Linked DNA regions of Homo sapiens: region 2 is linked to region 1. A link is a loop called in an ENCODE intact Hi-C map of the cell type or tissue named here. Cell type or tissue: endothelial cell of umbilical vein. All regions are shown on one strand.

Evidence for each region. A loop is a pair of places that touch in the nucleus more often than their neighbours do. Peaks named below come from ENCODE experiments on the same cell type or tissue, not always from the same donor. Only the 100,000 strongest peaks of a DNase experiment are listed, where the experiment ranks them.
Region 2: it touches region 1 in a loop (4-fold over the local background); 3 of 110 quality-filtered maps call a loop at or near these places.

Annotation. Positions count from the first base shown.
Region 1 is chr2:215,451,917-215,456,916 of GRCh38, reverse strand. It overlaps LOC102724849 (a long non-coding RNA gene), which reads right to left and starts at 3,210. Exons shown (of 4, transcript NR_110607.1): 1 at 3,192-3,210; 2 at 1-25. In endothelial cell of umbilical vein, a CTCF peak has its summit at 2,299; a DNase peak (open chromatin) is centred at 2,286.
Region 2 is chr2:215,662,329-215,667,328 of GRCh38, reverse strand. The region is part of intron 5 of LINC00607 (long intergenic non-protein coding RNA 607); the gene reads left to right. LOC102724861 (a long non-coding RNA gene) reads right to left here. Exons shown (of 8, transcript NR_187737.1): 3 at 1,884-1,949; 4 at 269-346. Among named protein-coding and RNA genes, the nearest start is that of LINC01614, 53 kb to the left of the region's middle. In endothelial cell of umbilical vein, no CTCF peak of the experiment used is centred here; a DNase peak (open chromatin) is centred at 2,318; H3K27ac peaks cover 1,576 bases.

The DNA of each region.
Region 1 (5,000 bases):
AGCAGATGTAATCAGTTTCTCATTTCTACAAAATACAAACCTTTTATTGGTAAATTTGTTATAATTTAGAATGAATACATTGCCCCTCTTCATGCTTACAAAAATTCAGTTAACCTTAATCCAACTCAAGCCTCACCTCCTTTATAAATCCTTCCTTGATCACTCTGTCTACAACAATTTTCTTTCACTTCTTTCTTTTCTCTCACTTTTTCTTTCTCATTTTCTTTTTCTACAATAATAATACTAAATGTTACTCATTGAGCAACTATTATGTGCCAGGCACTCTGCTAAATATTTGTTAAGAATGATCCCTTTAAAATCCAACCAACAAGGCAGGTTATTAAAGATGATGCTTGTTTTGCAGAAGCACGGAGAAGCTAAAAAGCTTTGTCCAGTGTCACCTAATTTAGTGATAGAGCATGACTTTGAACCCAGATAGTCTGATTCTCAAGCCCATGCCCTTAGCCACTTTACTACACAACCTCTCACTGCACTTTTGATTATGTTATGTTATGTGGCAAAAGCGATTTTGCAGATGTAATTAAGGTTATTAATTAGTTATTTTTGTGTTAATTAAAAGCAGATTATCTGGTGGGCCTAATCTAATCACATGAACCTTTTAAAAGCAAAGAGCTTTCTCAGACTGGTGACAGAGGAAATGTCAGAGAGATTCAAAGCACAAGGCCACTGCTACCTGAAGATGGAGGGGAACACGTGCAAGGACTGGAGAGCTGCTTCTAGTTTCTGAAAACAACCGCTGGCAACAACCACCAGGAACTGAATTCTGCCAACAATCCATCTGAGTTTGGAGGCAGACTCTTCTCCAGAGCCTTCAGATAGGAGCCCAGCCTTGATTTCAGCCTCATGAGACCCTAAGCAGAAAACCCAGTCAAGCCCACCCAGATTTCTGACCTACTGAACTGTGAGACAATAAATGAGTGTTGTTTTAACGGGCTAGATTTGTGGTCATTTGTTCTACAGCCCCAGAAAACTAACCCAAGGCCAGATGCAGTGGCTCACACCTATAATCCCAGCACTTTGGCAGGCTGAGGAGGGCGGATCACCTGAGGTTAGGAGTTTGAGACCAGCCTGGCCAACATGGTGAACCCTCGTCTCTACCAAAAATACAAAAATTAACCAGACATGGTGGCAGAGGCCTGGCCAACATGGCAAAACCCCATCTCTACTAAAAGTACAGGAATTAGCTGAGCATGGTGGTGTGCGCCTGTAATCCCAGCTACTTGGAAGGCTGAAACAGGAGAATCACTTGAACCCAGGAAGCAGAGGTTGCAGTGAGCCGAGATTGTGCCATTGCACTCCAGCCTGGGTGACAGAGTGAGACTCTGTCTCAAAAAAAGAAAACTAATGCACACTTTTTTAAAATTAGGTGAACCATATGAAATTGCCAATATTGACTGTTGTGACCTACAGAAATAATTACTTCATTTGACTCAATCTAACATTATTTGAGGATGATCAAGCTAATATTATTTGCTGATGGGTTCTTAAAGACTTGACATTTTAGGAAGACGCAAAAAAATAAAGGTTTATAAATTTTACTCATCCCCATGTTCTTTACTCCCCAAAATGCACACACCAAAAAAAGTATATATGTTGACAATTTCTCAGTTCTGTGACAGAGAAAATGTCCTCTACTGCCTAACCTGTTGTTTCTAACTGCTGCTATTACCAATTGTGAAGATATTACAGTTCGTGTCTTTTCTCCAATGTGATCTTAAAATGTTTGAGATCAGAAACCATATTTTTGTTTCCAGCACAATGTTTGTTACATTAATAAATTTTCAGGTTTACCAGTGTTGGCACTTTGAAATGCAGAGTTAGTGATTCAGTTATGCAGAGTAACATTGGAGAACTTGCATTAGCATAACCACTAGAGAGAAAAGACGTTTTTCAGTGCAGACCCTAGATTGAGACTTTAAAACCCTTTATTTTCAAACTAAAAGAAGAGGTAAGGAGCACTGAAAGTCCCCATGTGCAAAAACAGGACTCAGAGATGATGACCGAGGTGAAAATTGAACAGGTCATCCTTCTAAAACAGCCCATGAGGGCATCTTGAGAACAAAGGACAAAGCAATCTTCATTGTTATAAACTCTTAATTATCCAAGAGGCCAGCAATTGTGTTTTTTTTTTAACAGAGCTTAAAATACATATATTTTTATTTACCTTTTACGTATGTGGTCAAAAGACACAAAAGGTTAATTCAGTACAAGGTGCAATGTTTGATCCCATGGAAAGAGTTCTGAGGCAGAGTCGAGACCAAACAGCTCCTCCTAGTTGTCATTGAGGGCATGACACTTAATATCAAATATTAAGGAAATTTGTTTCTGAAGTGTAACTCTGAGATGGAATAAGAAAACTAGCCATATATCCTGATCATTGTTGCCTCAAGGTCTGTGTATCAACTTTGTTCCATTCATACAGATAATAAGTGGCTGTGGTTAATTGATGAATAATTGCCAGGTCACTAGAACCCATCCACTTGGGAACTCCCCAGGACTGTGCTTTCAAATTAATACAGTCCGTTCTTTGGGAAATTTTGTTCAGTGTTTTTCTTCTAAACTTTAGAATCAGCCAAATAATTTTACCAATAAAATTTTAGTAATATACAGTACTATTTACAGAGTAATGCACAGAATCTCTTTTCAGAACTAACAAAGGAATACTAGCAGTAAAAAAGATCCTGCAAGGATCTTTTTTAAAAATCTGCTTAGAAAATAGATATGATTTAACACCTTAATTTGTAAAAATTTATTTCAAATGGTCTCCTTCAATAGCCCATTTTAAATGTTCTTGGTTCTTTTCTATTATTGCAAGCAGAGGCATGCTGTGTACTCTTAGTATTGTCTATTAACTAATACAAAAGAAAAAATTGGTGAAAAGGTTTTCATCATTGCATGATTCTGTTGCTCTTATAGAATACAAGTATTAGAATTGGAAGAGATCTTGGAAGGCATGCAGTACAATACAAGCATGAGTGACTCCCCTTCAAATACTATCCCCAAGTAATTTTATGTTTTTTGTTTAACTATGGCAGCCCATTTCAATCTTAGATAGCTCTTACCGTTAGGAAGTTCATCTTTATAGTGAAATAAAATCCTACCTCCCTGTAATTTTTATCTTTAGTCATGAAAGTCAAACTGTACTTAAGATGTGGTTATTTTGTTCTTACCTTGCTAGTTATAGTTTAATTACCAGTCTTTAAGCACTGTGAAAATTCTAACATTCTCATTCTATCAAACTACATTCTACATTGTACAGCAATTTGTATCTCCATAGAAACAATTCCAACACATAGAATTGTAATTCCCAAATGGCATAATTGTAAACATTTTCTCAGATAACTTCAAAGCCATTTCTGAAATTTCTTCTAAAACATTCACATGAACTCAGATTGTGAAAATGAGTTATACCTCCTTTGAAATCAAGTCGTTTTTTAATTCCTCCAAATATAAATGTTAAAAACTAAAATGTCAAAATAAGCAATGGTAGTATTAACACAGTTAATACTGAAGGTAAATGTTAAACACATGCTACTTTCTTTGCAAAGAGCATCTGCAAATTTAAAACCAAGAGTGGTCTCATTACAGACAAGTCTACTTGAAAAGTTACATTAAATTGTTTTACACGACATATCTTGGCATTTTATACTTTTTTAATTTTCAAAAGTTTATTTATAGAGAACACAGCTATTAGTGACGATGATTCTAGGTTTAGAGGGAACACATTTTCCCATTTCCTGGTGATTTTCCGTAAGCACAGTCTTGGTGCTCCTCTGGGCCAATTTTCCCATTTTGTTTCTCCTCTGGAGAAGTGAAGTGACGCACTGGCTTTGTAAATTTGGGGAAAATATCCAGACCAGCCTGATCAACTCTGCTCTCCTTTTCTCTCCTGGGTAGGGAGGCTGCTCACTGCGATCTCTGCTGCTCCTCTGTTTGTCCGTGCAGTTGGCTTTACTGGAACAGCAATGTGCCCTGTGTGGGCCACTCCTGGCCAGCAGGGACTGCAGAGGATAGATGAGACTCCCTAACTCTGGGTACACTAGGCAGGCCTCCTTCACTCTCTTCCCGAGCCACTTCCTTCACCTTAGCCCCCATCAGTTAGTTCTCTATGTGGAATTCAGGCAGGAAAGAGATGAGTTGTTTAATGAGCGCTCCTCTCACCCCTAGGGACCCTCAAAATGGGAAATCATAAAGTAAAGGAGCAAAGATATTTTAATTACTTAAACAGAGGAGAGAAACAAAGCTTTTATTCTTGCTGGTGGTAAGGTATGAGCTCTTCATCTCTTCTCTTAGAAACAAAAGCAAATTTAGGATATAAATCTATATTCCTTGCGAAGATGTGTGCTCCAATATTCTGGGTATATGCAAAATGTGCACATGAATGTTTAGGAAGTGCACATATATCATTATTTTATATTTGGGCATTTTTAGGTGAGGTTAAAAAATTATAATGGACAAAAGCTTTTTTACAGTTATGTAATTTTTGAACCCAAGGAATAAGAATTAATCTAATTCAACATATTTGTTTTATAAATAGGGAAACTGAGGCACAAAGATTTAAGTATAATCAAGTTCACACAGATATATACTGACAGAACAGGAACTGGAATGTCAATTATATAAAAATTATAATTGATAAATATCATACCACCCAAAGCCATCAGTGCCACTGTCAAGCATCTTTGCAATATACTAATGATGTGAATAGACCAGATATAATTTTATCCAGCTTTTACAATGAGAGTAATTAAGTCATTAAATTATACAAATACATACCCTTTCTACAATCATAAGGCAAATCAATAATAAATTAATAAATAACCTAATTTCTATCAGTGCTTACTATGCCACCAGATTTCACATATTCAACTTTTAACAGTAATTGTACACAGAGATGTGTTACAAAATGGGCTAATTTTCAACCCCAAAGAATTTTTCTCTTAGAACCAACAAGGCAACTTAAACTAGATTGTACTACT
Region 2 (5,000 bases), 210 kb before region 1:
GAAAGGATTCAGAGGCAATAGATGGTAGAAGCGACTTTATGCAGCGAGAAAATGAAAGGTTAAGGAGAGGAGGAAAACTCTATGAGAGTGAAAATAGAACTATCTATCTGGAATTATATCACATGATGTGCCCCTTTCACTGAGTGATCTTTGGCACTTTATTTCAGTAAAAATAAAATGGCAGGTTGAGCATTGTTGTCCACTATGTTAGGTTTTCCTAACCCTGACGTATTTCCATTATCAGTTTCTCAAAGTGTCAGAAACTCACCAGAATAGCCTTCAGGATGTCCTTCTTTTTCTTCAAAGATACAGTGTGGAAAATATGGGTTTAAGGTAATAAGAATTTCTGTTGGAATGCAAATATATCATCTATGAGGAATAATTTATTAAACCATTGTTACCCTAGAAAACAATAGTGTATCAGATTGCATTACTTAGCTAACGGAATTCTAGGAGAATGGGATGAAGGAAAGGTCAACTTTGAAGAATGTTTGGTGTTCAGTTTATAGTGGGTTGACTTGATGGACTGTTATTTTGGAAAGGTGATAAGGGTGATCCTTGGGAAGGGAAGTAAGAAGGAAAACAGAATATACTAAAGATACTTATTTACTCAAAATTTTGCTGAGAGCTTTCTCTTATTTTAGGTGAATGCACAAATGGAAGTCTTAAATCATTCAGCATATGAAAAATCTGAAAATAGAGAACTAAAAGTACAAATTTCATTTTGCTAAACTGGTTGTGCATTTATTCTAAATTAAAAATAGACAGGGCCATCCTTGACTCTTGACCCAGTGCATTGTGTGTAGACAATCTGCAGAGACATGAGGGTCTACTTTCCTATTCAAAACTAAGGAGGATTTTGGAGACAATCCTTCTTGTGAATAGAGCAAATAATTTAGCTCCTAAGCATCCATCTAAAGCAACAGTAGCTTTCAGTGGTTGTTTTAATAGATTTACACTAATGAGATAAAGCCAATGTGATGATGTCTGTGATTGTTTGTTGGTCTAATCTAAAAGGTTACATGCTTTTGGCATTTCAGTATTTGTCCACAGTCTACAAAATTCTTTACAGTGAATCTTCAAAGAAAAGGACAGGGGAGAGGTGAAAAAAAAAGATCAATTTTCGCATGTTATCATCAGGTTTGGTGGCAAAGAATGTTAAAAAATCTCAGCAAAAGTGTAATTTGGGATAAACAGCAGATTCAATTTAATCATATTTTCTCTTTCCCCAATAGGAAAGATAATGAAGGGTTGGCTGTTGACATTAGTCAATAGACAACACTTATTATTCCTGTGCAGTGAAGTGTTTCATGAGGAAGTGCTGAATAGGTAGACAAAGAAAATGAAATGTCCTTTGATGAAAAGACTAACACAATACAATCAACGGTAGAAATCTTCCCACCAAAATCAATAAAAAAGAACTGTGTAATATTTTATTTATTTATTTTTTTGAGACAGAGTCTCGCTTTTTCACCCAGGCGGGACTGCAGTGGCCCTATCTCGGCTCACTGCAGGCTCCGCCTCCTGGGTTCATGCCATTCTCCTGCCTCAGCCTCCCGAGTAGCTGGGACTACAGGCACCCGCCACCGCGCCCAGCTAATTTTTCGTATTTTTTAGTAGGGGTTTCACTGAATATTTTTTTAAAAAAATAATTTGTCTAGATCATCTGGTTAAGTCTGAAGTTATGAAAACACTGTACCTAGAAAGTGACTTTTTTTTGGTTATAAATGGTAGCTATACAGTGGTTGAGAGAGTATGGACCATGGGAATTTTGTAGCAGGCAAGAAAGGTTAGAACACTATCAGTCCTATGAACTGTAGAACTTGTGGCAAGCATGCAATCTTTCAAAAAATTCATTGAAAAAATTTCACTGAAATCCATACAAAACTCGTAAGATGTGTCAACTTGAAAAGTTTCATCGTCATCTTGGTTTTAGATGTCTGGCTTAACTGTAAATTGAAAGAGAATCTTGTTAATTGTACTCTATCTCACCAGAGAGACAAAAGTAAAATATGTCATAATGTAATTGAGGCCTCCTTTCTTTCATCCAGGAACTTTGGACTTTCATTTTTTTTAATGTTGAAACTGAAATGACTTTTATTAGTTAATTTTGTGTGCCTTATAGTAACACCATCCAACCCTCACTTAGAAACTGAGACACTTCCAACTTAAAAGCAACATTTAGGCAAATGGTGAAGCAACATTTTTGGGGACTCAAGTATTTAAAGGTACTTCCTTACAATTCTTCAGTGTCTCCTCACAGTAAACATGCAGCTAATTTCCTGTTCTCTCCCAAGTGTAAAACATTAGTCAGTCACTTAGCTGTTCCCTTTGGGCCAGAGGACCCGTCTCATTTAGATGAGTCATTTTGTGAGGCTCTGAAGCAAGTTGGTGGTGAAAGAAACTATTCTAAAAGGGATTTTGTCAGCATGGTTTGCACAGCTAATTGATGATGGCAAATCTTAGAACCTTAAGGAGGCAGATACTTGAGTAAAGTGAGCAAAATGGGGCTTTCAAATCTACTGTTTTCAAAATATTTTTCCAACACACTTCCTATAATACTTTAAAAAAAAAGACATCATTAAGATTCTGTATAGACATAAAACACTTTCTGATTTTTCACTTGACTCTCTGATATATAATCTAAAACATCTAGAATATCATGGTACATTTAATGTAAGTAAGTCCTGCTGGACCTATGGCTAAAGAGCTAGGCCCATCCATCTATGAATATTTTATGGCAAATTTTACTATAGAATTAAGATACTTAAAAGAAAAGCAATAATACAAATGTGTGGGCAGAAGATCCTCCTAACTCAGTGTAAAATAGTGATAACATGGAATTCAGGGTGAGAAAAGAGAGGGTTTGCTTCCAAGAATTATCGCTCTGTCTCTCTCTCTCTCTCTCACACACACACACACACATACACACACAGTGGATTAAATAGGACCAGAGTAGGAGAATTTACTTTTTCCAAAGTGTGAGAATCCTTCAATTTCCTCAAGTTCTTTCCCTCTATAATAATCTCTTTCAGACTGTTTTCCTTCTGTAATAGTCCCCCTTAGTAGCCTCTCTACAGTACTGATGCAGACAAACTGATGGCTAAGTAAGGTTTGTCTTTGGTATTCCCATTCCTGTCCTCTTTAGCACCATATTTTCCAGTTTGGCACCATCTTTTCCAGGCTTTCTTGCTATCTCCACTGATAAGACTTCTTGTTTATTTGGTGCCTTCTTTCAACCCTGACATCTTCATCTCAAGCAGTGTTTTACTCTTCCAACTTCCACCAAAGATGATGTGTTCTGTGTGTTGTCTCAAAGTCTTGATGGGTGGCTGAGTCAAAGATATACACTTAATGAATTGTTGGTGCTAAGATTTTAAAAGACAGTTAGGTCATAGTGTGTTTCCATGCCTCTAATTGAAAAGGCCAGTTTGAGCCAATATTTTTTAATCCAAAGGATTGGCTCTAACTGGATTTGACAGGCTCGTGGTAGACAGATCTGTAGGTGAATGGGTCTTTGTTTCCTTAAAACATGTCTTCTAGGTGACTACCTACCCCACTTGTCTCAGGCAGGCCCCCCTCCTCTCACCGAGTCCTGTACCTCACATGGGACCCTGCTAGAAGGTTTGGAATACATCTTCGGTGCTGGGGGTAGACTCCCCTCTGGTTCTCTATGATAGGAACTCTGTTCTGGGGCTTCTCAAGAAGCGTGACTCAGTGCTAAGTCTAATTTTTTTTTTTTTTTTTTTAGCCAGAGTTTTGCTGTGTTGCCCAGGCTGGTATACAGTGGTGCGATCTTGGCTCACTGCAACTTCTGCCTCCCAGGTTCAAGCGATTCTCCTGCCCCAGTCTCCCAAGTAGCTGGGATTACAGGCACACGCCACGATGCCTGGCTAATTTTTGTATTTTTAGTGGAGACAGGGTTTCGCCACGTTGGCCAGGCTGGTCTCGAACTCCTGACCTCAGGTGATCCACTCACCTCGGCCTCCCAAAGTGCTGGGATTACAGGCGTGAGCCACCATGCCTGGCTGATTCAGTGCTAACTCTAATTAGAGGCCATTGCTGACCCTGTAAAATTGGTAGACACTTAAGGCAGTTGCTATTTCTTCCCCTTGTCTCAACTGTTTTACTCTTCCTTTTGTGTTGTTTCACAGTGAAAGCATCATCAGAAGCAGTTAAAGTGACAAATATTGGGTTAACCAGACAGTTTCACGATACATCTCTCCTTTTCCCTTTTTATAGTGGACACCTTTGAGAGTGTGAAGTTGCCATCCACAGAATAGATGATCTTTGAAAACCTTGGAGAGAAACATCTTTCAACTGCTTTTGAGGGGAATAAACATGACACAGAAAAAGAAAATCTGGGAATGCCTTTTTCTAATGCATTTGACTGTCTGGCTGTCTGACTTCCAAAACAGTTGGAGCTATAAAATGTTAAATTTGGCTTAAGGAAGTCGTCAGTGAGAAATACTACCCCAAGTTTTGAAGAGGAAAAAAAAAAGTTAAAACATGTATTAAAAGTTAATAGTGGCAAAATTTACAAGTCTGGGCATGTAGAGATTCAACACTTTCAATCTGCTAATTTGCCAAGGCATAATTTACCCACACAGTTCATAAACACATTTAGATGCTCAGAAAGAAACACGTGATCTTCTTGAGATTTATAGAAAATGGACATATCAATTCCTTCCTTCAGGGAGTCTGCAATCCAGGAGGCGGAAAAAAATGATGCATAATTTGTAAGTGGACATTGGTGAAAGAGAGTGGACAAATACTGAAGGGCTTAGTTAGGAAGGATGCCTTACATGTCAGGAGTTCTTGTATTTAGAGGTGGGCATCCGAATTATTACTTTAACTCTGGGAAGGATTTGGCACCTATACTGAAGGAGCCGACAGCTGTTTCCATGACTTGAGTTGTTTAGAAAGCTTTAGGTTCTTAGAGCCTATGGATTAATGTAGAAGAATATGGGTTGAAAGGGATGCAGTGAATGTACAGGTCA